Regions from separate parts of the Mus musculus genome. Here regions 2, 3, 4, 5, 6 and 7 are each linked to region 1. The links are chromatin loops, found by intact Hi-C in ENCODE. Cell type or tissue: heart. All regions are shown on one strand.

What was found. A loop is a pair of places that touch in the nucleus more often than their neighbours do. Peaks named below come from ENCODE experiments on the same cell type or tissue, not always from the same donor. Only the 100,000 strongest peaks of a DNase experiment are listed, where the experiment ranks them.
Region 2: it touches region 1 in a loop (3-fold over the local background); 10 of 42 quality-filtered maps call a loop at or near these places.
Region 3: it touches region 1 in a loop (6-fold over the local background); 27 of 42 quality-filtered maps call a loop at or near these places.
Region 4: a loop joins it to region 1, with 4 times the contacts of the local background. A loop is called at or near these places in 3 of 42 quality-filtered maps.
Region 5: a loop joins it to region 1, with 2.5 times the contacts of the local background. A loop is called at or near these places in 3 of 42 quality-filtered maps.
Region 6: a loop joins it to region 1, with 1.8 times the contacts of the local background. A loop is called at or near these places in 2 of 42 quality-filtered maps.
Region 7: a loop joins it to region 1, with 2.7 times the contacts of the local background. A loop is called at or near these places in 2 of 42 quality-filtered maps.

Annotation. Positions count from the first base shown.
Region 1 is chr5:99,976,960-99,980,959 of GRCm38, reverse strand. Hnrnpd (heterogeneous nuclear ribonucleoprotein D) reads left to right here and starts at 2,022. Exons shown (of 9, transcript NM_001077265.2): 1 at 2,022-2,568. The coding sequence starts at 2,336. It overlaps 4930524J08Rik, which reads right to left and starts at 2,025. Exons shown (of 2, transcript XM_030254981.1): 1 at 2,008-2,025; 2 at 1,294-1,923. The coding sequence starts at 2,025. The coding sequence ends at 1,408. In heart, no CTCF peak of the experiment used is centred here; DNase peaks (open chromatin) are centred at 1,829, 2,819 and 3,159; H3K4me3 peaks cover 3,188 bases; H3K27ac peaks cover 3,228 bases.
Region 2 is chr5:100,427,990-100,431,989 of GRCm38, reverse strand. It overlaps 5430416N02Rik (RIKEN cDNA 5430416N02 gene), which reads left to right and starts at 2,455. Exons shown (of 5, transcript NR_034038.1): 1 at 2,455-2,664; 2 at 2,752-2,893. In heart, no CTCF peak of the experiment used is centred here; a DNase peak (open chromatin) is centred at 2,359; H3K4me3 peaks cover 3,060 bases; H3K27ac peaks cover 2,677 bases.
Region 3 is chr5:100,037,441-100,041,440 of GRCm38, reverse strand. It overlaps Hnrnpdl (heterogeneous nuclear ribonucleoprotein D-like), which reads left to right and starts at 2,219. Exons shown (of 8, transcript NM_016690.4): 1 at 2,219-2,721; 2 at 3,460-3,628; 3 at 3,712-3,873. The coding sequence starts at 2,279. It overlaps Enoph1 (enolase-phosphatase 1), which reads right to left and starts at 1,447. Exons shown (of 6, transcript NM_026421.3): 1 at 1,139-1,447. The coding sequence starts at 1,222. In heart, a CTCF peak has its summit at 1,371; DNase peaks (open chromatin) are centred at 1,600, 2,460 and 2,810; H3K4me3 peaks cover 4,000 bases; H3K27ac peaks cover 3,346 bases.
Region 4 is chr5:99,904,810-99,908,809 of GRCm38, reverse strand. Vamp9 (vesicle-associated membrane protein 9) reads right to left here and starts at 2,545. Exons shown (of 6, transcript NM_001378420.1): 1 at 2,405-2,545. The coding sequence starts at 2,482. In heart, a CTCF peak has its summit at 2,250; a DNase peak (open chromatin) is centred at 2,479; H3K4me3 peaks cover 1,043 bases; H3K27ac peaks cover 1,613 bases.
Region 5 is chr5:100,498,820-100,502,819 of GRCm38, reverse strand. Lin54 (lin-54 homolog (C. elegans)) reads left to right here and starts at 2,181. Exons shown (of 13, transcript NM_172714.4): 1 at 2,181-2,319. In heart, a CTCF peak has its summit at 1,941; DNase peaks (open chromatin) are centred at 2,029 and 2,739; H3K4me3 peaks cover 2,507 bases; H3K27ac peaks cover 2,358 bases.
Region 6 is chr5:99,230,943-99,234,942 of GRCm38, reverse strand. It overlaps Rasgef1b (RasGEF domain family, member 1B), which reads left to right. Exons shown (of 14, transcript NM_181318.4): 5 at 255-467; 6 at 954-1,028; 7 at 2,546-2,641; 8 at 2,750-2,852. Among named protein-coding and RNA genes, the nearest start is that of Rasgef1b, 20 kb to the left of the region's middle. In heart, no CTCF peak of the experiment used is centred here; DNase peaks (open chromatin) are centred at 342 and 1,542.
Region 7 is chr5:100,524,062-100,528,061 of GRCm38, reverse strand. Cops4 (COP9 signalosome subunit 4) reads right to left here. Exons shown (of 10, transcript NM_012001.2): 2 at 9-88. Among named protein-coding and RNA genes, the nearest start is that of Cops4, 7.8 kb to the right of the region's middle. In heart, a CTCF peak has its summit at 1,669; a DNase peak (open chromatin) is centred at 1,631.

The DNA.
Region 1 (4,000 bases):
AGAGTGTGAGGCCACCTTAGGCTATACAGTGATCTCCAGGCCAGCCTGGGTTACAGACCCTGTCTCAAAAAAGAAAACAAAACAAGGCACGTAGGCCTTAGTGTGAGGAACTCTTGAGTAACACTCAAATTCCAGAAGCGACAGGGCTGCCTGTGAATTAAAGTAAACTTTTTTCGGTAAAATGATGTCTTAGTTACTGTTCTACTGTTGTGAGGACCAATGCAATGTGTAAGAGAAAAGCATTTGGTTGGGGGCTTGCTTCTAATTTGAGAGGGGTAGTCCAGTGTCAGCATGGTGGGAAGCAGGCAGGGTAGGCAATGACCTGTGGGCTGAGAGCTTTCCATCCTGATCCACAGGCAGCAGGCAGAAAGGCCTGGTATGGCCTTTGAAACCTCAAAGCAAATTCCATGAATACCATCTCCCAACACAGCCATGCCTCCTAATCCTTCCCAAACAGTTCCATGGCATGGTGACTAAAACATTCAAACATAGGAGCCTTTGGGACCAATCTCTAAACCACTACAACCAGTTTTTCTAAAAGGCTCATCATTTAAATCCATAGGATAAATAAAAACCTCGGGTTCATCCAAGTTGTTGCCAACCTGCAATATTTGACTTGAGTCATCTTATTTGGTCAGTATTTTTGGATGGTAAAGAAAAACGTGGAATCACTTCTTTTTCGCCAATCATCTTGGTGGTTGCCTGTCTGTGATTTGCTCAATGTTGAAGACATTTCCACTATTTGATGCATATTCTTTCATTTTATGGATTCTGTAACAAACTGTAGTGATAAATCTTGTTTTAATCGTTGGGATTTTCAGATTATGTACAGTTACTGTAAATTGACTTAAAGTACACCATGGGAAGCATTTATTTAAAATTTTTTTATGTGTTTTGCTAAGGGGTAATGCCAGGTTGGCCTCAACAGTCCTTCCTCCCTTCTCTGGGATCACAGTTCTGGGATTACAGCGTGTACCTAATTAGCTGGGCTGAAGTCCTGTCCCTGTATGCTGTCTTTTGTAAACTTCTCCAAACCCTGTTTGGAAACTGGATACTTACTAAGCAGTCGAGTGGTTGACGACAAAAAAAACCAAACCAAACCAAACCAAACCAAACCAGAAATTCCATTTTCTTCTAAGTCTTGCAGGAAGCTTCAAAGTCTAACTCCTGAGTAGGAATTCCAATAGGTTTCTTAGCGATTAATTTTAAAATCGTGAATCACACGCCTAACGGCGTTTCATTTTTTTCTTTTTATAAAATCGCCACCTCAACACCACAAACCCAGAAACCTCGTAAAGATGATTCATGACATTTATATATCCTGTTTAATACAAGGACTGTAACTCGTAAAAAAAAAGGAGCCCTGGAGTCGACCTTAATACATACACTTCCCAATCCATAGTGACTTCAAAGAATCGTGGCCGGCGTTAGGCTCTTGTAATAACGGAGGCAAAGCTTAAGACTAGGGAAGCAACTCTGAGAAGAGGCAGCCTCGACCATCAAAGCCGCCTTTGGACAGCGCCGCGGCGGAGCCTCAATGTCACCCGGCGCAGGGACGGCGGAGCACTGCACAGGCGCGGCCCGCTGCCCCACGCAGGTCCCGGGGCCCACAGCCGTGGCTCCCTGAGGGCAGCCTCCACGAAGTCTCCGCTGGGGATGGACGAACCACACCCCTCCAGGTCGGCCGCGCCTGCCAACCAAAGCCGAGGAGCGGCCGGTGACTCCAGGAATCCGCGGAAGGGCGGGGCCAAGGGACGGGGGCGGGGGAGGCCTCTCTAGCCGCGCCCTCGAACCAGCGCTCCTTGTTCTCGATGGTACCCGCGCGCCCCTCTTGCGCACGCCACTTCCGGTCCTCTTTAAAGGCCCGCGCCGCGCGACCGCGGGGCGTGAGAGCCAGTCGGAAAGGGACGGGGAGGGCGGGGCCTGCGCGGGGGGCGGGGCCTAGCGGTGGACGGGGGCGGGGGAGGCGCAAAGGGCGCGCTCCGGAGCCACGTGACCGGGACGCGCCGTTCTTCCGTCGGCCATTTTAGGTGGTCCGCGGCGGCGCCATTAAAGCGAGGAGGAGGCGAGAGTGGCCGCCGCTGCTACTTCATTCTTTTTTTTTTCAGTGCAGCCGGGGAGAGCGAGAGAGCGCGCTGCGCGAGAGTGGGAGGCGAGGGGGGCAGGCCGGGGAGAGGCGCAGGAGCCCTTGCAGCCACGCGCGCGCCTTGTCTAGGGTGCCTCGCGAGGTAGAGCGGGCATCGCGCGGCGGCGGCGGGGATTACTTTGCTGCTAGTTTCGGTTCGCGGCGGCGGCGGCGTCGGCGGGTGTCGTCTTCGGCGGCGGCAGTAGCACTATGTCGGAGGAGCAGTTCGGAGGGGACGGGGCGGCGGCGGCGGCAACGGCGGCGGTAGGCGGCTCGGCGGGCGAGCAGGAGGGAGCCATGGTGGCGGCGGCGGCGCAGGGGCCGGCGGCGGCGGCGGGAAGCGGGAGCGGCGGCGGCGGCTCTGCGGCCGGAGGCACCGAAGGAGGCAGCGCCGAGGCAGAGGGAGCCAAGATCGACGCCAGTAAGAACGAGGAGGATGAAGGGTGAGTAAGGGGCGGCCCCGGGCAGCCGCTCGCCAGGCCCCCTCCCCCTCCCCGCCATTAGGCCTCGCTCCCGCGACCGCCCGCCCGCCCGCAGGCCCCAGTGCAGTCGCCCCCTCGGCCGCCCCTCTTGTACCTCGGGCTCCCCCCCGGGCCTGCATCTCCTTCCCTGCCTGCTCGCCCCCTCCCCCATCACACACGTTTCCACCTTTAGCCGTCACCATGCTACTCCGCGGCCCGCCCTCTTTCCTCCCTCGCCGCGGGTCTCCTCCCACCGATGTGGCCGCCAGGATTTTTTCCCGCCTGTCGGAGCTTACCCTCCCACCCCACCCCCACGTCTCCCGGATTTCTAACCTCTTAGGCTTAAAAATGCAAACGCACAGAAAAGCTTTTTACCAGGGTTGCCAAGGTTGGTCGGGCGCTTCGCCCTCGCCCCCGAGACGGTGCGATTATTGACACGCTCTTGCTTTGGGAAAGCTGTAGGCTGTCCACCTCTCTTTTCTCCCGCGTCGGCCGCAGGCCATTGCTTTTAAATAGTTTTCGTCTTAGGATTCGTTCGTTCTGTCCACTTTACGCTGTCACCACGACACGCTCCTACAGGCCCTGCGTTTGTGCTGTAGACAGACCGGGCCTGCCAAAGTCCCTGGTCTGCTGGCGCGTTGGTGTGGCTCCGCGGGCTCCATTTAAGTCCTTCCTGGTCGATGGGGCCTGTACTTGACTGGGGCTCTTCCACCTCCCGCCTGCGGTTGCCCTTCCCCCATTCTGCCAAGTTATTCTCTCTATGCACCCTTTTCGCGCCCTCAGATTCTGGGTTGCCTATTTGTACAGATTGTAGTCTTTCCTTATTTAGTCTGTGCAACTACATTTTTTACATCTCTCTCCCGCCTTTTCAGTGCCCAGGAGCCTGTTTTGGTTTCTTCTCAGTCTCACCCTCTCACTATTGTTCAAAGGAGCCCACTCACCCTTTAATACGCAATAAATCCTGTGGTGGTCAATGAATTAGTTTTTTTCAGGTTTTTTTAAAATACTAACTTGCTTCCTTTAATTGAAGTAACTTATATCGCCACCAGAAGCTGCTTTTAATAATGTTAAAATGCAGCCTTTGGGAGCTGAGTATCATTCAGGAGACAAGGAAAGGGGGTTCGATCCGGGTCCTTAGATTTTCTTGTTCCCATTACAGATTGCTGATCTTGAGTTATGGTTTCGATACTTTTTATAGTGGGGCTGTGCGTATGCAATTTTTTTCACTATAACCAGGAGAAAGTTTTGGTGGGGAGTTTTTAGAAAGGTGTCATTTTAACCCGTGATTTCCACTACTGGTTAAGAGTATAAAATTTGTAGGGGTGTTGGGACAGTGGAGAAGGACTTGGAGTATAATGTTTAAGAAAATCTCAGTTCAGGCTGATTCTCTGCAGTCTGCTAATGGTTGTACTGG
Region 2 (4,000 bases), 450 kb before region 1:
AGTTCTGGGGATCCTTTAGAGAGCCGCTGAGCCATTTCCCATGTTGCTTCTTTACTTCTTAGCTGTCATCTGAGCTCTATAACATTTATGTCTTCACCTATAAAATCTAAGTACATGTTTGGTAGCTAGTTGGAAAATTCATAGGCTTGGAGGTGTCTGAGAATGGACCCCTTCCTCTCCATTAGCAAAATGCAAAACCATTGACTGAAATTGCAGGGCTCTAATGAACGGTCTAAGGAATGGGCTTTTGGTGCCCTTCGAGGAGAGGCAGTTCCAAACTGCTCAAACTATCATAAGACCTGTACCTACTGGAGGTTTTGTGGTAAAGCACACAGATAACCACTGTCCTGTCTTTTATTTTATTTTTTTTGAGACAGTGTGTTAAGGTTATCATTACTGTGATGAAACACCATAGCCAAAAGCACGTTGAGGAGGAAAGCATTTATTTGGCTCACACATTCACAGTAAAGTCTATCACTGAAGGAAGTTAGGACAGGAACTCAAAGAAGGTGCTGATGCAGAGGCCATGGAAGGGTGCTGCTTACGGGCTTGCTTTCCATGGCTTGTTCAGTCTGTTTTGTTTTTTATAGAACCCAGCATCACCAGCCCAGAGAGATCCCCACCCACAATAGACTGGGCCCTCTCCAGTCAGTCACTAATTAAGAAAACGCCTTACATGCCCCCCCCCCCCCAGCCAGATCTTCTGCAGGCATTTTCTGAGTTGCATCATCCCTTCTTCTGATGGCTATCTCGTGTCAAGGTGCCATAAAACAAGCCAGCACACAGGATCCTGGAAGTGTGTAGATCAGGCTGGCTTTGAACACAACAGAGGCCCCCCTGCCTTTTTCTCCTGAGTGCTGGGATTAAAGGTGTGCACAACTATGCCTGGTGTCAACACAATGCACCTCCCCCTTCCCAAAGCTACTCCAAGTGGGCCTGTCAGTCACCTGAGGAGAAACAAAAAACCCACAAAACACACACACACACACAACAACCCATCAAAACCAAACCAACTGTTTGTTCTAGAGACATTTGAGTTTTAAACCCTTTCTAAGGATATAGGCTGGCACCATGAATCTCCTTGGCCTGTGTCTATTTTTGCCCCTTGTTTTTAATTTATGTGTATGAGTACACCACTGCTCTCTTCATACACACAAGAGGACATCAGATCCCATTATAGATGGTTGTGAGCCACCATGTGGTTGCTGGGAATTAAACTCAGGAGCTCTGGAAGAACAGTTGGTGCTCTTAACCGCTGAGCCATCTCTCCAGCCCCATTCTTGCTCCTTGTGAGCAGGCTTTTATGCCAACAGTCTTTTTGGCCATTGTTTCTCTCTCCTTTGGGTTCCTTCACTTTCCAGTACTAAAGCCCATTTATCTTCAACAGTGCTCTCTTGTGTGCCTCATCTGAATTATTTCATTGACAATCACAAGAAATGAAGAGCTCAGGTGAGTTCAGATGGAGAGCCAAACAAAGGTCTAGAAGTTGCAGGTCCAGAGCCAAATTATCTTGTGCTATCTTTAGGAAGAGCCAAGAACGATATTCATCCAAAGCAGCACACAGCTCTGGTCTAACACACATCTCCCGACTAGTACGGAGAAGCTTGGGATTTTCAGGGGGTTGGGGGTGGCGAATGAAAACTGATTCAAGAAGGAAAAGCTAACGTTTGGCACTTAGGATGGTACTCGAATCACGTGTGAATTTATTGTTATTCAACAAACCCTTGACATTGTAAGAAAATGCGACCACGTCTCACGCGTAGTGCAGGGCTGGGTCTGCGAAGGCTGATGCACCAAGATCCCAAGTGTGAGGCCAGCTTGAACTACACGTGTTTTCTCGGGTCAGGCTGATATAAAAGGAAGAGAGCACCCCACAAACCAACCAAAAAGGTTCTCCTTGGGAGCTAGTGTTTAAGTAGGGATTGATTTCGCCTACTTTTCTCCTCAGTATGCCTTCAGCATGGTATGACTGACTCTCACCAACACCTCAGAAAGGCTGAGATGACTGGTGCTCACCAAGTCAGACGCCCAATAAACGGCAAAAAGAAAGCATTCTGAGTAACGTCCCTCAAGCCGGAAGGCAAATGCGGAGCACCAGCCAGGTCCGGTTGCACATGTCTGGCGACGCTAGCCGATGTGCCGCCGCCCCACCTTTGCAGTCCCATAGCAGTGCCTGGGCTCGGCGGCTGCGATCGCCCACACAGCCGGAGGACAGGTCGAGACACTCCACTAGCAGTCCCCAAGGCTGCGGTCCCCTGGACAGCAACTTCCGGCTATCCTACTCTGTCGAAGTCCCTTTTCTGGGCTCCCGCGAGAGCTCGAGTCGCGGTAAACTCTGTTCCGCATGAGGACTGGGCGGCTTGACCGGAAGGGCGGGCTTTGGACATGTAGCCAATCACATACCATGCTATGTCGAAGCAGCCAATCGGAGAGGCCTGGCGCCTTTAAGGGCCTCCGTGGGCACGTTCTCGCTTCCATTCGGTCCTCCTTTTGTTAACGCTCTGGCATCATGTCTACGCCAGCTCCCGCGCAATCCGGCGCCATCGCGCTTTGGGCGAGCATGGCCATGGGGAGTAGAGAGGTGGAAACCGAGCTGACGCCTGCCTGACCCTGGCGATGGTGGCGCGCGCCGGGAAGGACTGATTGGAGAATGGCGCCAAATGGGTAGGAACAGGTCGTGATGTCCGCCGAATGTTGTGTAGCAGGCGGGACAAAAGAGCGATCTCAGGCCTCATCTCGTCTCTTTTGTAGGTCACGGATGGCGAGGGGGCACAGGAGCTCTCGATGTGACCTGGCGCTGTGGATGTGATGCACAGCAGCTTGAGTGGGACTGCTCCGCTGTCCTCATGAGAGAACGCTTTTTCTGAAGATGGGAGGTGGCTAATGAAAGAAGGTGAGGTCTCTCGGGCCCTTGCTGTCTCCAGTGCGATGGGAACTGCACGGGTACGGAAACTTAGGGCCCACAGAACTTTGTTTGAGTTTGGGAATAGGGCATCGAGGGTGGATAGCTTTCAGGACTAGGCGATTTTATTGGAGCCCAGTGATTAAAACCTTTGACTTCTTTGTATCCTTCAAATGATACAAAATTCAATTCCAACAAGTTTTTTTTACCTCCTATTTTACTGAGAATTGAAGTCATCAAGGAATTAATTTATTCATGTTTTTCCATTATATATGCTTTTATCTTATTTGGATGAAATCAACATTTTGCTGGGTTTTTCCTTTTATTTTTATTTTTTTAAATAAAACGCAGCCCATGAACTTCTGGGGAATCGGGTGCTATGGTACAAGTGTTTGCTTGACTGTCAAGAATACAAGGCTGTGTGTTTATCCTTAGGTGAGGTTTTTCACAATTGGCAGTGAGTTAAGTGAAGTTCAGTCTGGTCTCATGTAATCAGCTCTCAGCACATCGGGGTTTTTATCTTGCAGTGCTGGGACTCAAGCCCAGGATTTGTGCATGATTTCAGTCACTGCATCACCAACCTACGCTTGCCTTTAGAACAGATACAATTTTATCTTACTGAGCTGGGCTTGTCTCCTAGAGTCCGTTTTCAACCTGGGGGTGATCTTTCTGAATGGGTCTCCCATGAAGCTGGGAGTAAAGGTTCAGGCCAGTTTTAGAGTAGAGGTCTAACCCCACCCTGTAAAAACATTCATTTTGTTTTTTTAGACAGGTCTCATGTAACCCGGGCTAGATTAGACTTGCTGTGTAGCTTGGCATGACTGTTCTATTGATCATCTTGCCTCCACCTCCCCAGTGGTGTGTGTTCCTGCCAAGCCCAGTTAATGTGCTGAAGGTTGAACCTTAGGGCTCTGGGAACACTAGGCTTTACCAGCTGCACCCTATCTCTTCTCCAAAGAAACTCCATTCACATTAGCTGTCCCTTTGTCCCCCAGTCCCTAGGAGCACCTGTACCTGTAGATTGCCTGTTCTGTATGATTCACATAGATGGGATAATAGACTAGTGCATCGGAGTTTTTTCTTTAGTACATAGGATTT
Region 3 (4,000 bases), 60 kb before region 1:
GCAGTTAATTATGTAACAAGAACAACAAAGTGGACACAATTATCAGCATTTAGGCAGTCTTGAATTTTTCCACTGGTCTCTACTGTAATTAAAATCTTGGCAAAATGGCCAACTAGACTTTTCCAGAACCTTTGCTATGTATCTAAAACACCATAATTCTTATTTAGGAAGAAAGAGAGAAAGAAAGAAAGAAAGAAAGAAAGAAAGAAAGAAAGAAAGAAAGATAGATTGATTTGCCGGATTTGTGGCACATGGGAGTTCGAGGCCAGCCTGAATTATAGAGGTTATTTAAGAGCCTGTCTTAAATAAAATAGCTGTTATATTTGGAGACCTAAAGTTGTGTACAAACATTATGACCTACATCTAGAAAAATCAGACAATTGTAACAAGTAAACAATCAAAATAGACCTTAAAGCAGGCTGCAGTTTACTGGACGATGGGTTTTCCAACTCCCCCCCCTCCATACTACCCTCAACTATTCTATCATAAATATCAGTGCATAAATTGACTACATGGAAGAAAGTCAAGTCCTAAGCCTGTGAAACTGTGTTAACCCGACAGATACTCAAAAGCTTCAAGATACCATGGCTTTCTAAGAAAAATGAATGGAATTTTAGGTGTGTTCTTATAGTCTCAAAACCAGCGCAAGTGAGATGGTGCGAAAATCAATTGCTATTGCCCAAGATACCAGAGCCACTAGAAATCCTTTCACTTTAGTCTTTGCATTGGGAAGGCCTAAACCTCAAGGACCACTAAGTCAAGGCCACCACCTCTGCGGGCCGCAACCTTCAGCACATGGGGGACGCTCATCCACCGGGCGACACACCTACCTGCCAGGCCGTGGGAGCTCCAATCACCCCAACTCCTCCCAGCTGACCTGCCCCTCCCCAAGCCGTTGCTGAGACCATCTCCACTTCTTCCTATCCTTCTCCACCTAACCGAAAGCAAGGACAGGGGAGAAGATGGTGGCGCGAGGAAAAGCACCCCCGCAAACCGCCGCAGCTTCTCTTCCCCATTCCAGAGACATAAAGCCACACCGCCTCTCCTGAGCCTCCCAGGCAAAATCTCCAACACTTAAAATTTCCCTTTCAGATGCTTTTAGGCACAAGTAACTTCCCCGCTCCCTTCCGCCCCTCACCTTCACGAAAGCAATCGGGGTTGTGGTACCTTCGATATCTAACAGGATTACGGTGACTTCGGCGGGCACGGAAACCACGACCATTTCCCTGCCGGATGCTACCACGGGCTCGGCCTTGGTTAAGGAGGGCAACACCGCCTGCGCGTCTTGAGCTCCCGAGGGCCCAGCAACAACCGAGGCGCTGGCGACAGCGAACGACCAGGGGCTCAGAGACAGAGCTGGGACCCGCAGTTGCAGAGGAAGCCGCCTAGGGTACTACACCCGACGAGCAGGCGAGCCGCGCAGGCCCGGACCACGTGGGCAGCCGGAGGGGCGGGGCTCCGGGATTCAAAGGGGGGGGGTGGAGGAAACAAGGAGCGCGTGCCTATTGGCCGCCGGCGAGCCGCGAACCCGTCGGTCAAAATAGGCCTCGCGTGGGCGGGAACAAAGAAGCGAGCACCCAAGCCTGGAGCCTGGAGCCCGAGCGCGGGCACCAGCCCTCCGCAGCCTGCTGGAGCCTGCGCGGGAGGCCCGGGGCTCGTGCAGACGGGAGTCCCTTGAGTGGCGCGCCCGGGACGTGAGTGCCCCTTGTCTTCCCCGGCACCTGACCCCTTCCCCGCCCACCGCGTGCACCTTGGCACAGCTTCAGTCATCCGAGCAGGCCCCGCCCTCCGCCGCGGCCTCAGCCAGCCTCGGAGAACGAACGCACGGAACCCGGGCTGCAGAGAGAGATCCTGCAGCCACGGCCCCTGAGCCGACACCGCCCCGAGGCGACGGCGGAAAAGCCGTCCCCGCCAGGACGGAGGCGGTCATCGCGCACAGGCTTTCTGCTCGGCTGGTTGCAGCCGGCGCGAGGACAAAACACGCGTGCGCCGGGAGGGCGGGCGAGCGAGCGGGCGGACGGGCGCGCTGCAGCTTCAGCAAGCGGCGCGGGGTGCACGCCGCCCTTTTGCCGGAGTGGCCGCCGCTGCAGCAGCAGCAGCAGCTCTGCACTAGGGGACTGAGGGCGCAGCAAGGGACTGAGCCGAACTGGACGCGCGACGCCAACGGCTCTCAAGGCAAGAGGGACTGTGGCCCTGCCACGGCGCCGCTCGCGATTCCCGGTCCCGCACGGCTGACTCTCCCCGCGGCGCGACCTCGCTCCTCATCCGGAGCGCGGCGATGGAGGTCCCGCCCCGGCTCTCCCATGTGCCGCCGCCATTGTTCCCCTCCGCTCCCGCTACTTTAGCCTCCCGCGGCCTCTCCCATTGGCGGCCACGGGCTCCCCGGCAGCTCGCCCCGCTCCTCCCTTCGCTCGCTTCCAGCGCCTCCCGCCAGGGGGCGCGCCGGAGCCCGCGCCACGTCACCGCCCAGCAGCCCTCCCGATTGGCGGGCGGGGCGGCTATAAAGGGAGGGCGCAGGCGGCGGCCGGATCTCTTCCGCCGCCATTTTAAATCTAGCTCCATACAACGCTCCGCCGCCGCTGCCGCCGGGACCCGGACTGCGCGCCAGCACCCCCTCGCCGACGGCTCCGCCACCATGGAGGACATGAATGAGTACAGCAACATAGAGGAGTTCGCAGAGGGATCCAAGATCAACGCGAGCAAGAACCAGCAGGATGACGGGTACCGCACGCTCCGCTCCTCCCCTCCCCCAGAGCCCCGCGCGCGCCCTTCGTCCCTCCGGAGCCGCGCGCGCTGCCCCCAGTCTTTCCCCGAGTCGATTCTCCGCGTGCCCGCTGGACCCCAGTAGCCTTCCCCACTAGTGGAAAGTAAGATGGGGTGACTCGAGAGGCCCGCCGCGGGTGGGGGAAGGGAGGAGGGGTTGGGGAAGGAGAGAGGCGCCGTCGGTGTCCCGAGTGCGCAGGCGCCGCGTGGGGCCCGGGAGGGGGGAGGGGCCGGGTTCTGTGCGCCACTTGCTGCAGCTGCTGCTGCCGCTGCCGCCTCTTCATTGTGTGTGTTGGCCGCTCGCGAATTTTCCTGGGTTAGGTTTGGGAAACTTTTGGTTGGGGCACCAGTAGACGACTGGCACTAAAAGTTTCCTAGGTAGCAAAGTTGGCTTTAAGGCTGTGGGCAAGAGTCTACGTAAGTTGCGGGGGAATCGGTGTAAAAGTTGTGCTCTGCAATCCAAAGCAAGCAGGGCAGGACATCTACCAGATTCTAATGGCTTTTTTTTTTTTTCTAAGTTTTGAGTTCGCGTGGTACAAAGCAACGTGCCAGCTGGCTTGAACAAGTGGTTAAGATTTTTGTGGTCTAATGTTAGTGTTTGTAGTCAAAACAGATTGCGTCTGGAGAGTAAGTTGCCCTGTATTTAATCACTAAGTTACTGTTAAGCTTATTTTTCTTAAATAACTTTATTTCTAGTAAAATGTTTATTGGAGGCTTGAGCTGGGATACAAGCAAGAAAGATCTGACTGAATATTTGTCTCGATTTGGGGAAGTGGTAGACTGCACAATTAAAACAGACCCAGTCACGGGAAGATCAAGAGGATTTGGATTTGTGCTTTTCAAAGATGCTGCTAGTGTGGATAAGGTAGGGCTGTGTTTTGCATTGAGTCTACTGCGTTGCTTGCAAGTTGCTCTAGGCTTTTAAGTCCAAACTGCCTTGTCTTCCAGGTTTTGGAACTGAAAGAACACAAACTGGATGGCAAATTGATAGACCCCAAAAGGGCCAAAGCTTTAAAGGGGAAAGAACCCCCTAAAAAGGTCTTTGTGGGTGGATTGAGCCCAGATACTTCAGAAGAACAAATTAAAGAATATTTTGGAGCCTTTGGAGAGGTGGGCTGTGTTTGTGTATGTATGTGTGTCTGTGCTCGTGTTTGGTCAAGTCTGGGGGGGTTCATTAATATTTCACCGGATGGGACTGAATTCTCTTGCTTCGTCTTCACTGCTGCTTTCTATGTTG
Region 4 (4,000 bases), 72 kb after region 1:
TTTCATGAGATATTGAATGTTTCTGCCACTCTTTCCAATACCTCTACTCATTTAGATAATGTGACAACTAATAGAATTATCAGAAATATGACTACTTCTCCAGTAGAAGTTTGTGTCAATCCTCCATTTTTCTTTATATTGGCGGAATTTCAAAATAATACAGAATGGTTAGATTGTACAAATGTCACTTGTTTTTTGACGCAATGCTGGAATGGAACCAAATTCTTAGCCTTAGTGGTTCATCTACCAATCTTTGTCCCTGTGCCTGTTGAGGCAGATCCAGAGAAGTTCCCAATAACGAGTCTTATTCGGCAAAAGAGAGGTTTTGGAATCACAGCTGCCATTATTACAGCCATTGTGATGTCCGCGGCATCAGCAGTTACCGCAGGAACTGCTATGGCCCATCAAGTTAATACTGCTGACACCATAAGTCAGATAGCAGAAAAATCCTCTGAAGCATTGCTTACCCTGCAAAAGGTGGATTCTCATATCGCCTCAGGGTTAATGCTAGTGAATCAGAGAGTGGATATTTTACAACATAATATGGAACGGATGATGGATGTCATACAAATGAGTTGTGTGGCATCCACATCGCATGTGTGCATTACTCCCAATAAGTATATTAATAATTCTTTTATTAAAAGTACAGACCTATCGAATTACCTGAAGGGGAACTGGTCGCAGGAGCTGGAGAGGTTGCAGGCGAGACTGCAGATGCAGATCCTGAACCTTAATGGGACCAGAGTGGAACCAGTGACCCTCGGAGACTTTACCTCTTGGTTTACCTCTGCTTTTTCTTACTTTAAGGAATGGGTGGGAGTGATTTTGTTTGGTGCTGCCATATGCTGTGGACTGGCGTTCATGCTCTGGTTGGTATGCAAATTCAGAACCCAACAAAAACGTGACAAGGTGATTGTAACTCAGGCACTTTTAGCTATTGAAAACGGCTCCTCCCCTGAAATTTGGTTATCTATGCTCAAGAATTAGTCAGCATGAGATTAGATGAGAGAGACTCAACGATCATTGATCAGCCCTTGCTCATCAATAGGGTGATCATGATTTCCCCACTAATTCAATTTTTGGCTGGCCTCTTTTGCAGAGTTCGCCCTAGGTCATTTAGCAGTTATTGTCACACAGCACTGCGGTATCCAGAGACGGGCAACTTTCCTCGTGCACAGTCCAACCTAAGACATGGGGCCCGGTGGCGATAGGGTTACCCTATGACGGGTAAGGCTGTGACATTAGAGGAATGACCTAAAACAGGAGCCACGGCGGATGGGCATAATTGCACAGGCCTAGTCCAGTCTCATTTTATTAAAACAAACAGGGGGAGATGTGGGAAGCCACATGTGCCGTTGCTGAGTGGCACTGACTACTGCTGGCCACCATGCATAAGATTGGACAAACAACCAATGTGTACATATGCAGTAAAGTTTTTTGCAAAAACACTGCCTGGCCCAGGCATGATAATGAGGTTCTGTAAGGTACTGAGAGTATAACCAATCGGATGTGAGACATGCAAATGAGATGATAATGAGGCTCAGTGAGGTACTGAGAGAGAGTAGCCAATCAGATGAGGAACATGCAAATGAGGCTTAGTGCATAACCAATCAGGGTATGAGACACGCCTCTCCTAGGCCTATAAAAGCAGCACCAGCTCTGGGCAAAAAGTCTTTTCGCCTCTACAATCAAGCTCTCCCAATAAACGTGTGCAGAAGGATCCTGTTGCAGCGTTGTTCTTCCTGGCCAGTCGAGGGCGCGCAAGACTGTGCTAAACTAGGAGTAGTTCCTCTGTACAGGAGTACATTACAGCCTATCTTCAGCGAAACCTTTTCTACCCCCTGGGACAACTGATCTAAGGTTCAGATAGAATATTAGATGGCATCTGACAATTTCTAGGTGTGTGTGTGTGTTGGGGAACTGAACTCAGGGCCTCACACATTCTGGGCAAGCGCTCTAACGTTGTGATACATCTTGTGTTCTCACTTTTTAAAGACTGGGTCTATATAGCCCACGCTGACATCAAATTCATGGCCCTCCCACCCTGGGCGCTGAGAGTCCAAACTGCGCTGTCAGGTGGCCCTCACTGCCTGCAACTGAAGTAGTCTTGAGACCCTTACACGTTCACTAAGTGTGTTCAACTGCAGGTCATTTCCTTGTAATGGGGCTATCAACTTGGAGATGGCTATAAATCTCCGCCAGACGGCCGCGGGCAGTACGAGCCCCAACCCCTGGGTGGCGCAGGCGCAGTCCCACTCCCGCCTCGGAGGCAGCGCTTCTGGAGGGGGCGGGGACTCCCGGTCCCTGAGTCCTTCCAGGTCGCCCCGCGCCCTGAGGGGAGGCCAGGCGTGCGCCAGCCTCGAGGAACCGAACCCTCAGACGCCGAGGCGTGAGCCTCAGGTACCTGATAGGCGCCGCCGGTCAAGGCCAGCTCCGCCAGGACCGCTCGGCCATTAGCAACGCAGCTGTAGGTGATCGTCATAACCAGCAGGCCAGTGAGAGAAGCGGACCGCCTTCTAACCGCCCGCTACAGTTGGACCGCCGCTCCGCGCAGGCGCGAGGGACGGTTGATTGGCAGGGGAGGAGGCGGGGCCATCTGTGGGTCCCGCAGAGCCTGTGAGTTTGCTAGGCGAGGTCCTCGCACATGCTTGGGATTCCTGAGGTCTCTCTGTGCTCCGGGTAGTCTGGAAAACCATTTAAGAGCTGTTTAACTGCCCAGGCCTCATCTACGTGTGAATCAGTCACAATCTAGGGCTGCGAAGCTGGGGGTAGTAGGCAAAGACCCCGGAGGTCTGAGTTCGAATCCCCAGAACTCACGCTAAAAAAAAAAAAAAAAAAAAAAAAAAGAAGTAAAAAAGGCATGGTGGTTGGAGCATGTAATCCCCTTTGAGAAGTGGAGTGGTGGTGGAGACAGGTGTATCCTAGTAGCTCATTGGCCTACCTGAATTGATAAGCTTTAGGTCTGGTGAGTCTTGGTTTCAAAAAATGTGGAGCGCAACCTTGGAAGACACATCTACATGTGCACGCACATCACACACACACACACACACACACACACACACACACACACACACACCATGCACGCATGCAGCACACTTAAATTTAAGCAAGCATTGGAGGAACCTCTTGTGCACAGCCTGCATTTGGTTTTGTGAGCATGAAGACCATCTCTGAGTTGTTCTGTAACTACTCACAGAGCAGCATACGCTGAACAAATGCTGGTTACAGTTTGCGGTGACAAAAATGTTCACAGCATTGAAAGGACCCCATTAGGGGCGTAAGGGCTCCAAAGTCTCACTCTCTGACTGCCCAGTTGGGGTTCTCTGTGTTAATTATCATCTACTGTAAGAAAAAGCTTCTCTGACGAGGTTGAGCAGCGCTCTGCTCGGTGGGCATAACAATTTGTCCTTAGAGGTCATTTTATGGTAGTATGTTTCCCCTAGGCCCATGACCTATCCAAACCCAGGTTCTTGGCCACTTTTAGTGTCATATATGAGTTCCATTTCATGAAGCGGGACTTAAATCTAATCAAAAAGTAGTTGGAGGGCTGGAGAGATGGTTCATTGGTAAGAGCATTGGCTGATCTTGCAGATGACCAGGGTTCAGTTCCTAGCACGTACATAGCTGCTTACAACCATGCATAACTCCAGTTTCAAGGTATCTAACATCTGACTTCTGTGGGTTCCAGGCATCATGTGGTACACAGACATACATGCAGCCAAAATACTCATCAAATGAATATATCTTTGGAGTTGTAGCATTGGCTCAGTGGTTAAGAGCATGTGTTGCTCTTGCATAGGACCTCGGTTAAATTCTCAGTATCCACATGGTGGTTCATATCATCTGATCCAGGGGATATGACGTTCTCTTCTGACCTTTGTGGCACAAGACACATAGATTACATGCACACACACACACACACACACACACACACACACTACCCATGCGCATAAAATAAATCTAAAAGTTGGTCACTACCATATCATTTGTGCTACATCAG
Region 5 (4,000 bases), 520 kb before region 1:
GTTTTATGTGTTGCTGGGTACCAGCCATAAATCCTCAAGAACGAAGGCAAACCCTTCAGGATAGTTTCATGAAGAACAAGAACTAGCAGATGTCTCTGTTTTCTATGTTTGCTTTACTTTGTTTTTTGAGTCAGGTTGACCCCAAACTCTTGATCCTCCTGTCTTTCCCTCCCAGGCAGCATGCAGTGACTGAAATGCACACTGCTGCGCCCAGATGTGCCTTTGAAGATGTCATTTCTCTTCAGAATTAGTCTAGGAAAGCTAGCATTGAAAAATAAGAAAAGAATACTTTGTCCTATGTACTTTACACAGCGCGCAGAGAGTCACCAACCATGTGAACTGCTTTTGCTGAACTGTGACCTACGGTTGAAAGCAGTCTAGTGAATGTCAATATTGAACTACAATTAAACAGCAGATAGCTTTGGGGGCAACTTTTTGAGTTCCCAAGGCAGTAATGACAGCTCCAGAATTATTTATTTATATAAGACGAGCAGTTTGATTGGACAAGGGATCAATCCTTTGTGTGCACAGCTATTGACATGAGTTGGTTTTTTTGTTTTTTGTTTTTGACAGGGTTTCCCTGTATAGCCCTGGCTGTCTTGGAACTCACTTTGTAGACCAGGTTAACCTCGAACTCAGAAATCTGCCTGCCTCTGCCTCCCAAGTGCTGGGATTAAAGGCGTGCACCACCACTGCCTGGCTTCTGTTGCTGCTTTTTTGTTTGTTTGTTTTTTTATTTTATTTTATTATTTTTTCTGAGACAAGTTTCTTTGTGTAGCCCTGGTCGTCCTGGAATCTTGATTCAAGGAAAAGAAGGAAACAGTGTGTGTGTGTGTATGTGTCTTACTGAAAGATGCAGGCTGAGTGCTGGGCTCAAACTCCCAATCTTCTTCTTGCTTCAGCCTTTAAAAAGCTAGAATATGGAGGTGGGCCACCCTGCCCAGCTAAAAGCTTTATTTTATTCTTGATTTTATATGAATTGTATTTATTTTTAAGATTTTATTTTCATGCATATCTGTGTATTTGTTTGTGCCCTCAGAGTCGTGAAGAGGATGTTGGATTCCCTGAAACTGGAGTTACAGGCCTTGTAAGTCACCTGGTGTGGGTGCTGGGAGCTGAACTTAGGTCCTTTATAGGAACGGTACCGGGTCCTAACCATGGTCCTAAGCACGGAGACATCTGTCCAGTTCCTTCTAAGAATTATAATATTCAGCACAGTTGTTGAGTGTTATATAATGCATCACTGGATACCACAGTTCTTATATTCACTAATGTAAAACTGTCATTCTCCACATACATTAAACGCTATGTCATGGTGTGAGTTGTTTTGACCAGATTGCTGACACTGATAAGATTGTACTAGTCATTTTAGTCGTTGTAAAAAATCCACAGTAAACCCGGAAATGTTGCCCTTATTCCTTAGGTCCTGTTTTGTAGTAGTGGTATCAGAACTGTGTCAGCTTGGTGGAAGGAACTCAGAATTTTTCTACCAAGGTGAGGTGTGGAGGTGGGGGTTATCTAAATTTGGGGCCTCAGTCTCTCTGCCTTTTTTCTTCTAGTGATGCCCCCACAGTACCCCCAGGAATACTTGGTTGGAAAGCGATACCTTTAACTTATCTCCCGCCTCCTTCGTGTGGTTCCCCAGGTAGTTTCACGTTGTAAGGCCTTTTTAAAATTTAATATATATTTTTTATTTCTTGGATTTATAAATATCCCAGGAAATGAGATGACTGAATGCAAAGAATCCATATGTATCAGTATAAGGTGTGTTGCAAGACAAATTATCAAAAACTCCCTTTCAAGGTAACTCTGCGTGCTCTCTCAGGAGCTTTTAGGAGCCCCTTGCAACGTTCACGTCTAAACCCCAACAGATTTATTAACATTTGAGAAAGGATGCGGACTCTCTCTTCACTCAGGCGCATCACCAAGCGGGGGCGCGCTGGAAACCGCACTGACCGAGGTTTAGTCACAAAGCCAGAAGCACGAACCCACTTGGAGTTCCCCGCCTTCCCTTTGACGGAGGCCCCAGGAGCAGTCACGTGGAACCCCAGAGCGCTCCCCCAGCCCTGCGCAAAGACGCGACTCGGGTTGCCAGGGGGCGGAGCAGGGGCGCGGAAGGGGCGGGGCTCGGGCCGCCGGCGGGGGCGGGGCGGCGCGCGGGCGGGGCGGGGCGGCCCGGCGTATTATGGGATGCGGCGGTGGAATGGCGCTGGGCGTGATTTTGAACAAACCCGGGTCTGTGTTTCGGAGGCGCCGCCGCCGCGGCTGCTGGGAGCCCGGGGAGCGCGGCGCGAGAAGGAGGCGGCGCCGCCGGCTCGGGTGAGTGTCAGCTCCGGAGACCCGGGCTGAGCGGCGGGGACCGGCGCCGGGCCCGCGCTCGGGGCGAGCGGCGCGCGGGCGGAGAGCGCGGCGGCGGCTCCGGGCAGCCGGGCGGTGGGCCGGTGGGCCGCGGCGGACCGAGGGTTGTCGGGGCGCGGCGCGAGCGGCGGGCGCCGGAGAGCGCGGCTGTCAGTCGGCGGGCCGGCGCCGCCCGCCCCGCGCTCGGGAGGAAGGGCTGGGCGGCTGTTGACAGGCTCTCGGCGCGGCCCGGGAAGCGGCTGCCGGCCCCGGGCTTCTGGGAACCTGTTTTGCTGCTGTGTCATTTCGTACCAGCGCCTCCTTTCGCTGCTGCCCGGCGCCGCGTTCTTCCTACGCCCCTTTGTATGGACTCTTCTGGGTGTGTGTCCGTTTCCCTCGCGAAGCCCACCAGCCAAATGTCATAGTGTCCCCGCGGTGCACGGGGGAAGGGAGCGGGCTGGGACTCAGCCTGGTCAAGCAACGGTAAACAACCATCCGAGTGCCGGTGGACCCGGCTGTTGGTGGGGAATAAAGTTGAAAGATGGAGAAACTGGGAACCCCTTCCACGCTCAGCCTCTAGCGGGCTCTCGGTAGAAACGCGCCGGGAGTGGGTGGGAGACAGCCCTTGACTAAGCCTGAGCCTGCTGACTTTTATATGGAGGTGTCATTCAAACAAGGTAGGGAAATGAAATGGCTTCTGCTTCTTCCTTATTCTTAGGGAAACTTAAGACAGTAGATTAGCCTTGTCCACAACCCTGAGATTCAGCTTGCTGGTTTCTGTTAGGTCTTTAAGAGCTTATAGTATGACTGAATGATAAAGAATAAAGCTTTTGAACTGGCAATTAGTAAGGCTTTCTGAAGTCAAACAGCTAACTTTTGGAGGATGCTGGTCCTATTAAGCCTTGCAGCTTATATGTTCTTAATTCCTTACATGATTAATTACTTCTATTCCCTCTTGGGTGCTTATTAGACTACACCATGAGAGGAACTGGAAGGGGGTGGGAGATGGATAGGTTGTTCCGGAATCTTGTTCTAAAGCAAGCTGTTTTTTTCCCCCCTCTGCATTGAACAAGTGTTATCAGCAGCAGATGGTTTTTAATTTGGAAACTTAGATCCTAAAGTCAGTTGGCAAAGGGTTCTAGCGAAGAGCTGGATTTTCTATATGTTAGAAGTTGATGGTTATGAATGATAATAGAGTTGAATCAGTAATTTAAATTTAGTAGTACCTGAGTATCTTAAACCAACGACAAATTGACATAATGTTGTTCATGGGCAAAAATGGTCAAAGTTGAGAGGAAAACAGTTCAGAACTTTATTCTTAAAAATGAAGGGGAGAGGAGACCAATGTCTGCATGATCAGCGCCTGTAATTTAAGGATGTCCGAGAAGTCAGGCATGCATATAGAAATAGCCATACTGTCAACATAGTCCTATGAGTGGAGTAGAATGCCAGCGTTGGTGAGTGACGTTAAAGCTCTCCAGTGACTCTGAAATATACGTGAAACATGGTCTACCATCTCTCTCAAGTGTGTTTCTGGAAATGAAAGTTTGAGGTTTTACTGTTCTTGTGTCAGATTCCACACGGCTTGCCTTCCTAACCAACATCCAGGCCTTGGAATCCCGCAGGTATCACGATTCCCCGTGGCGTTCCTGCGGGTCTCCCG
Region 6 (4,000 bases), 750 kb after region 1:
TCACTAGAGCACGCTTAGTTGTATGTAGTACTCATTATGCTGGACCACCTCTAGAGCTAATCTGAAGTTTCTGAGGTGTTTTTGAGGCCCAGCCTGAATTATATCTTCACAAGCAACCTGAGAGAACCTAGGTTATTGAAACCTAGGTGTTTAGCTGCTAGAGCTCAGAGCATTTGAAGACAGGGTGTCTGAGGCCTCACAGTGCTGGAGAAGAAGCAGGGCAAGAATACCATCCTCCCTTCACTTCCTAGCAGACGTACCGGAAGAACGTCCAGCAGATGATGCAGTGTCTGATCCGAAAACTCGCCGCCCTCAGCCAGTATGAGGAAGTCCTGGCCAAACTCAGCTCCACAGCCACGGACCGGCTCACGGTTCTGAAGACCAAGCCCCAGTCCATACAGCGGGACATCATGACCGTCTGCAGCGACCCTTACACATTGGCCCAGCAGCTGACCCACATCGAGCTGGTGAGGCGCTATCTGCTTTGCCCTTTGCAGCCACAGCTAGTTTGCTTTGGCAACCAGACTGTTGGCTGATAGTAAATCTCGGGAGAGAGGTCAGAATCACTCAAAAGGGGAAACATCCACAAAGCAGCCAGAGCGTGATTTGTGTGGGCATCTGAATATGGATGCCGATATCCCGAGAATTTACTCGTAAACACACCCTAAACAAGACGGGAAGCAGAGTCTACTGAATCTCTTGGTCTTTTTTCTGCCTCTAATTAGTTTCCTGTTATTGGCTTATTATTTCCTTCATTCTTCAACTGTCTTAGGAAACATTGACCTAAGGAGAGCATTGCCCCTCTTCACAACTTGAAGCTGATGAAAGTATTCAGGGTTAAAAGCCCATTTTATAACCTGGTCTGAGAAACGCGGGGTAGCATCAAAATTAATAGAGGGGAGTTGGCATCTGTTTTCTTCCCCTTTCTTTAATATTTTCTGCTTTTGTCCCAGGAGAGACTCAATTACATTGGCCCAGAAGAGTTTGTTCAGGCATTTGTGCAGAAGGATCCTTTGGACAACGATAAGGTAATCAGGACCGAGTTGTTTGTTTTCGTGTTTTCATTAGCTGTTTTGTGATTCATCGGGGTTTGTCTTGGGTTGGGTCTATACAATAGTGCCTATACAATAGTTCTACTCCATCATTTCCTCCTTATTGGGGAATTTAATAAGCCCTTCCTGGCCAGCAGACACAGTGTTGGTGAGAGAAGACGATAAGAACCTAATGGTTTTAGCAGATTAAAGCCAGAAAGAAAATCTAAGAGAACGGTCTGCCCGCAGTTCAGCAGCAGGAGCAGAGAGGCAGGATGTGCACCAAGCCTGCCTCTCTGGCCCTGAAAAGCTCCAGGTGGTCTGGCCCCTTTCTGGAAGTGAATCTGCATACATGTAAAGACCATGGTACTGGACATACACTATACATTTCATGAACACATGAACACATTTGCCCCATTCTAGAGTGACCTCTAGAAGCACTTTGAGTTGTTAGGCTATCTGCAGCTGCTATATCTACTGGTGAAGTCTCTCTGGGAGACAAGCCAACAGCTGTTTCCCGCCTTGGTCCAGCTTCTCTCAGTATGGGAAGTGAGGACTGGGTTTTTCAATAGGAGGCTAGTGGAATGTTTTGTTTGTGTCTTCTGAAAGGAAGGAAAGAGGATTAATGAACCTCCCCAAGCTTGGCCTTGAACTCCACGCTAAGATGAACAGTGTGGCATTCACCCTACTCAAGAGCATCATGGTGTAGATTTCCATTTATCTTCGGGTAAATGGTGCTCCAAAATTCTGTATTCCCTCCCCTTGCTGTGTTGATAGCAATTGGTATGAGCAGCCCAAGGCTGTTGGAGAATGAAACCCCCTGCCAACTGCATTTCTGTTGCTGTGATAAAATACCCTGATAATAAAGAACTCCGGGAGAAAGAGCTTGTTTGGCTCACAGTTCCAGATTCTAGGCCACCATAGAGGGGAAGTCAAGGTCGGAACCCAAGTAGCTAGTCACATCCCGGCCAAGAGCAGAGTGAAACATGCCAGGGTTTAAGGGGGAATTGTATGCCCTGCTTTACTCTTAGGGTGAGGGGCGTGCAACCTTTTGGCTTTCTTATGTAGCTCACTCTAAAAATGGCAAGTTCCTCAGAAATAAAACTTTAGCCTTTAAAGAGGGGAAAGGAACAGAGAGAAACAAGTACAGCCAGGCCTGTTCACACATGAGCTTCTGTGCTGTGCTGTTCAGCATCCCCTGCCCAGAAGAAATGGTGCTGCTGCCCTCAGGGGCTGGGCCTTCCTACATCCATTAACAGTCAAGGCAGTCTCGCACAGACTCGCTCTTCCCACGGGATTCTAGCTTGTCCAGTAGCTTGTCACGGAGACTATCAAGTGGACAGTTAAAAGTAACCAGCAGACCCTTCTTTGGAAGTGAGGGTCTGAGGGCACAGGCCTCCCAGGATAACATCATTTCAGAGAAACTTCAGTTCTTGGGAGGGAAGGAAGGACACGTTTGGGAGCGCATCCATGCGCATTCACAGGCTTATCTGTCCACGTTGCTTCCACTGTAGAGTTGCTACAGCGAACGGAAGAAAACACGGAACTTGGAGGCGTACGTAGAATGGTTTAATCGTCTAAGCTACTTGGTTGCTACAGAAATCTGCATGGTGAGACAACACATTGTTTTTTCCTCAGATCCAGTTTTCCTGCTTTATCTTCTATCTGTTGGGCCTGTGTGCTGGGTTCCTGTCTGCTCACGCTCGTTTTTCTTACAGCCTGTGAAGAAGAAGCACCGAGCGAGGATGATCGAGTATTTCATCGATGTGGCTCGAGAGTGTTTCAACATTGGAAACTTCAATTCTTTGATGGCAATCATCTGTGAGTATTCGTGTGTGTGTGTGTGTGTGTGTGTGTGTGTATAAACACTAGTTTTATGGGGCTTGGAAATTGTATCCACTGAAAATCTGCCTTTCCTGAAAACTCTACTCTCTTTAATCCAGAGTTATTATGAAACGTTCAGAATGCTTTATGGACCTAAACTAGTGCCAAGTACATACAGTCTTTCCTTAAAGGACATTCATTGAATGTCTTTAGTTCATCTATGCTCAGTTAAATATCCATCTGTAAAAGCTGAGAACTGAAACACTTGTCTAAATACAAGGTTTCTAGAGGTATTTGGGCAGCATGTATGTCAAGCGTTATGGAAATGGCCTGACCTGAGATGAAATCTCGCCATCTCGTCAGCAGTAGCCTGAGGATGGCGGAAGAAACCAAGCGCTTCACTCTTGACCGTGCCTCTGAGACAACATCAGCTTATGACTGCAGTCTTGCTTCCAGGTCCCTCCAGAGGATCATGGGGGCTTTAATGACTGCAGAGGATCATGGGGGCTGTAATGAAAGACACTGTGTTCCTTTCTACTGATTTTATTAGCACAGATAAAAGCAAATCTTTGTGGCTCCATCTTAATACTCAGTGGCCATTTACACACCTACAGGCACTCAGGAAATATTTGTGTAAAAGGTAGAGTTGGGTCACTTTGAAGCTAGAGAATCTCCTCAACTTAGTTTATTAATATTTATACTGATAAATCTCTTCACTATACCCCCTTTTTTTCTATTTTGTCTTCTATCATCTGCCTTTCTTTTCCCCCATTGAAATGTTGACTATGTTTGACTCCATAGAAATAGTGGATAGAGCGGGCATCTAAGCACAGGGGTCCTCGGGGATAGAGGATGACTTAGTTTTCTTCATCTGCCAATTAGAAAGTGCCAGGGCAAATCATAGTATGGAAGAAGATATTAACATATAGCCAACAAAGAGCTTGTATCCATGACGCATACAGAACCATACAATTGCACTGGATAACTAACCAGGGGATTGTAAGTGCATAAAGGATCATCAGAAATGCAAAGGACCATCTCATATAGCAAAATAACTTAATCAAAACTAGTTGCAGCAAATATTGTCCGGGATAAAGGGGTACGTGGAATGTGTTATACAGGAAGAGAGGGAGTTTGAATAGTTT
Region 7 (4,000 bases), 550 kb before region 1:
CTACTCACTCGCTTCCACAAAAGCTTTCAATGCTTCTAGTTGTTCTGTCCCAGATAACTGAATGGCTTTTTCCAGAATCTGACGATATCTAAAACAGTATCAAATAAGAATAATGAATGTTTAGTTCTAATTGTCAACTTGAAACAATCTAGAATCACTGAAGAAGATAATCTCAATGAAGAACTATCTTAATCATATTGGCCTTTGGACACAGTTCTAGAACTCTTGATTACATCAATTAAAGGGTGAAGACCTACCCACTGTTGGCATCACTATTCCCTAAGCAAGGGACACTGAACAGAAGAACTGAGAAAGGAAGCTGAGCATAGTCGTGCCTGCACTTATTCTCTCTCCATTCTTAACCATCATGTGAGCCGCTGCTTCAAGCTCCTGCTGCCTTGACTTCCCAGCAATGATGGACAGTAGCCTGGGACTGTGAACTAAAAGAACCCCTTTCCCCTAAGTGGCTTGTCAGGGTATTTTCTAGCAGCAAGAGAACTGAACCTCAAACCTATATTGTCTAATACAAACTCCAAAGTTTATTTACTCATCTCAATTGTCTATTTGTTTTTAGAGTTTTCACTATGCTATAGGTCCAGGTTAGCCCTGAACTCACTGTGTAGCCCAGCTAACCTGGAACTTGATCCTCCTGTCTCTGCTTCTCAAATGCTAGGATTCCGGGAATGCCGTCATGCTCTGGCCTATTTATTCATTTCTACCACTAATGTTGACATACATTCTGTCTTTTCAATTTACCCTAATTTCTTCCATTAATCTCTAGTTGACAGTTTTCTTTACAGCACACTGATAAAATAATATTTTTTCAAAAGTTTCCAGCCCATCACAAAAAATACTAAGCCTTAGGACTGGTGAAATAGCTCAACAGATAAACTCATTTCCTGCCAATTTTGACTTCTGAGTTCTATTCCTGAACCCACACAATGGATGGTGAGAAGTGATTTTTCTAGAAGTTGTTCTCAGACCAAATCAATAACTAACTAAATATAAATAAATGCAATCTTAACAATTTTAAAAATAAATACTAAACCTGAAATTCTCGATTTGTTTTTCGAGGCAGGGTTTCTCTGTATAACAGCCCTGGCTGCCCTGGAACCCACTCTGTAGACCAGGCTGGCCAAGAACTCACAGACCTGCTTGCTCCTGCCTCCCAAGTGTTGGGATTAAAGGACTATGTCACCATACCTGTCATAAACCTGCAATTCTAAGATGCTACCTCTAGTTTTTAATATTGAGATCCAGAATTTTTTTTTTAACTTTTAAAACCCATCAGAAGAGGAGTAATTCATAACTCTATGTTACTGAATGAATTTAAGGTGCCACCTTCCTGAAAACTTTCATTTTGAATCAGAACTAAAATTCCAATTTTCTTTCAAATTTCTTTTTAAAAATAAGCTACATTTTTTCATCAACAGTATGTGATACAGACGCACAAGTACACTAGTGAGTTGATCAGCTTTTCCTCTTGCCAGCTTCATGATCATCAACCACAGCATAACACTGCCTAGAGAACAGAACTGCTAGAGACAGGATGTCTCCGTGTGTACAAAACCAGTTCCGCCAAGTGACCGCACTGAGAGAATGTTCTTCCTGCTGTCAGACATCTGCATTCAGTTCTAGCAACTGGTCTGCTCTCCACCACCACATATCCACCACCACATATCCACCACCACAGCAAACGGGCGCTATAAAAAGAGTAAGAGAAATGCTAAAAATAAACAGTGACCATTACCAGGCAACGCTAAGTTCCTTCCTAAAACACAAGTTCAAAGAGGACAAGGGACTTTTTTTTTCTGCTTTGTTCACTGAAATATACAATGTCTTAAACAGCATACGGCACAAAACAAGCAATGACTTAACACTGGGAACATTTTATTTCAGTATAAGGAAGCTAAATTTTATTACTTTTTATCTTCTGTCCTTTTGTTAATTTTTAAGATTGATTATTTTTATTTATGTGTATATTTGGTGAGCATCTGCCATATGAATCTGGGTACCCATGGAGTCCAAGAAAACAGATTCCCTGGAGCTGTGAACCACCCAATGTATATGTCTGGAATTCCAAAACCAGTCCTCTGGAGAAGTAGCTAATCAGAACTCTAACCACTGACCCAGCTCTCCAGCCCTCTCTTCTGTCTTTTAAAAAACATTTATCAGCCGGGTGTGGTGGCACACGCCTTTAATCCCAGCACTCACACAGTTAACACTGTATTAGAGACTCCTTCCTATGACGTACCCCATTCCAGCCTCCTCACTTACAGTATGTACACACACACACTCACAGCTCCAGAAAAGAACATTTCTCTTACACTCAGATTTACCTACTTATGGATCTGGGCACATTTCAGATAGGTTATACCTAATGATGTGTCATTTATCATTTTGATTGATTTTTTTCAAATTTGATTAGTCTATTAAATCAAGATTATAGCTACGTCTTGTATTTACATACTCCTAGAGTATTTTATACAAACTAATATTCAAACTGATAATATTCAAACTAAGTACTTGACAAATGTGCTGCCTAACCTGAAGTTAAGATTTGTTTGATGCTATGGGTGGTGGCACACGCCTTTAGTCCCAGCACTCAGGAGGCACGGGCAGGCAGATCTACATGAGTTCCAGGTCAGCCAGAAAAACCCAGACTCAAAAAATACAAATTAAAAACATTTTTGAACAATATTTACTTTTACTTTGTGTCCGGGCGTTTTGTCTGTATGTCTGGTGTACGACAGAGGACGGAAGAAGGCATCAGACGGCTCAGTGGTTAGAGCACTCGCTGCTCTTGCAAAGGATCCAGGTTCAGTTCCCAGCACCACATGGCAGCTCACAGCCATCTGTATATAACTCTAGTGCCAACAGATCTGATGCCCTCTCTGGCCTCTGAGGGCACAGGCACATACACATGTATACACAGATGCAGTCACCCGACCCCCGACCCCTGCCAAAGCACACAGGCAATAGATGTGGTTTGCCCACTAGAATTGGGTGGTAAGGTGCTACTTCTGAAGAGTGCACGAGCTCTGGTTGTATACAACACACAGAAAATCATGTTGGGGGGGAAGCTTCCTCCCTGCTGTTAATAACTCTCATGCTGGCCGGTCGTGGTGGTGCATGCCTTTAATCCCAGCACTCGGGAAGCAGACATCAAATGGCGTTTAAAAAAATTATGTTTATGTTTATATATAGTGCTACCATCAGCTCTGGTCAAAGAAACTTCTTTTTACAGTGGGCAATGGTAAGTTTAAAAACTAACAACTGGGCACCCAGGTGGTGGTGGTGCACACCTTTGATCCCAGAATTTGGGAGTCAAAAGCAGGGGGATCTCTGAGTTCAAGGCCAGGCTGGTCTATAGAGTGAGTTCCAGGACAGCCAAGGCTACACTGAGAAACACTGTTTTGAAAAAGAAAAACAAACAAACAACCAGTCATGGTGGCCCACGCCTTTAATCCCAGCATTTAGGAGGCAGAGGCAGGCGGATTTCTGAGTTCGAGGCCAGCCTGGTCTACAGTGTAAGTTCCAGGACAGCCAGGGCTACACAGAGAAACCCTGTCTCGAAAAACCAAAAAGAACAAAAAAGAAAAGAAAAGAAAAGAAAAGAAAAGAAAAGAAAAGAAAAGAAAAAAGGATAGCAACTGGTTAAGAACACATGATTAAATAATCATCAACAAATGGGACTTCTCTACCTCTGTCTCTAAGGCTCAGGGAACATCACAGAAAAGGGAGTGAGAAGACTGTAAGAGCGCCAGTGAGCCATTAGCTAGCACCAACAAAAGCACCAATCAACTGCAACAACTACAACTGATACTGAAGCCAGAAAAACTGTAACACAGCTATGCCTGGAGAAATAAGGCGAGATTTCAAGTTCAATAATAAACTTAAGAACGGTGAAGTGTCATTTGGAACATCAACCACGAGAAATTACAGAATTACAGAACTGAAAAATATTATAACCAACTTAAATACTTAAGAGCAGATGAGA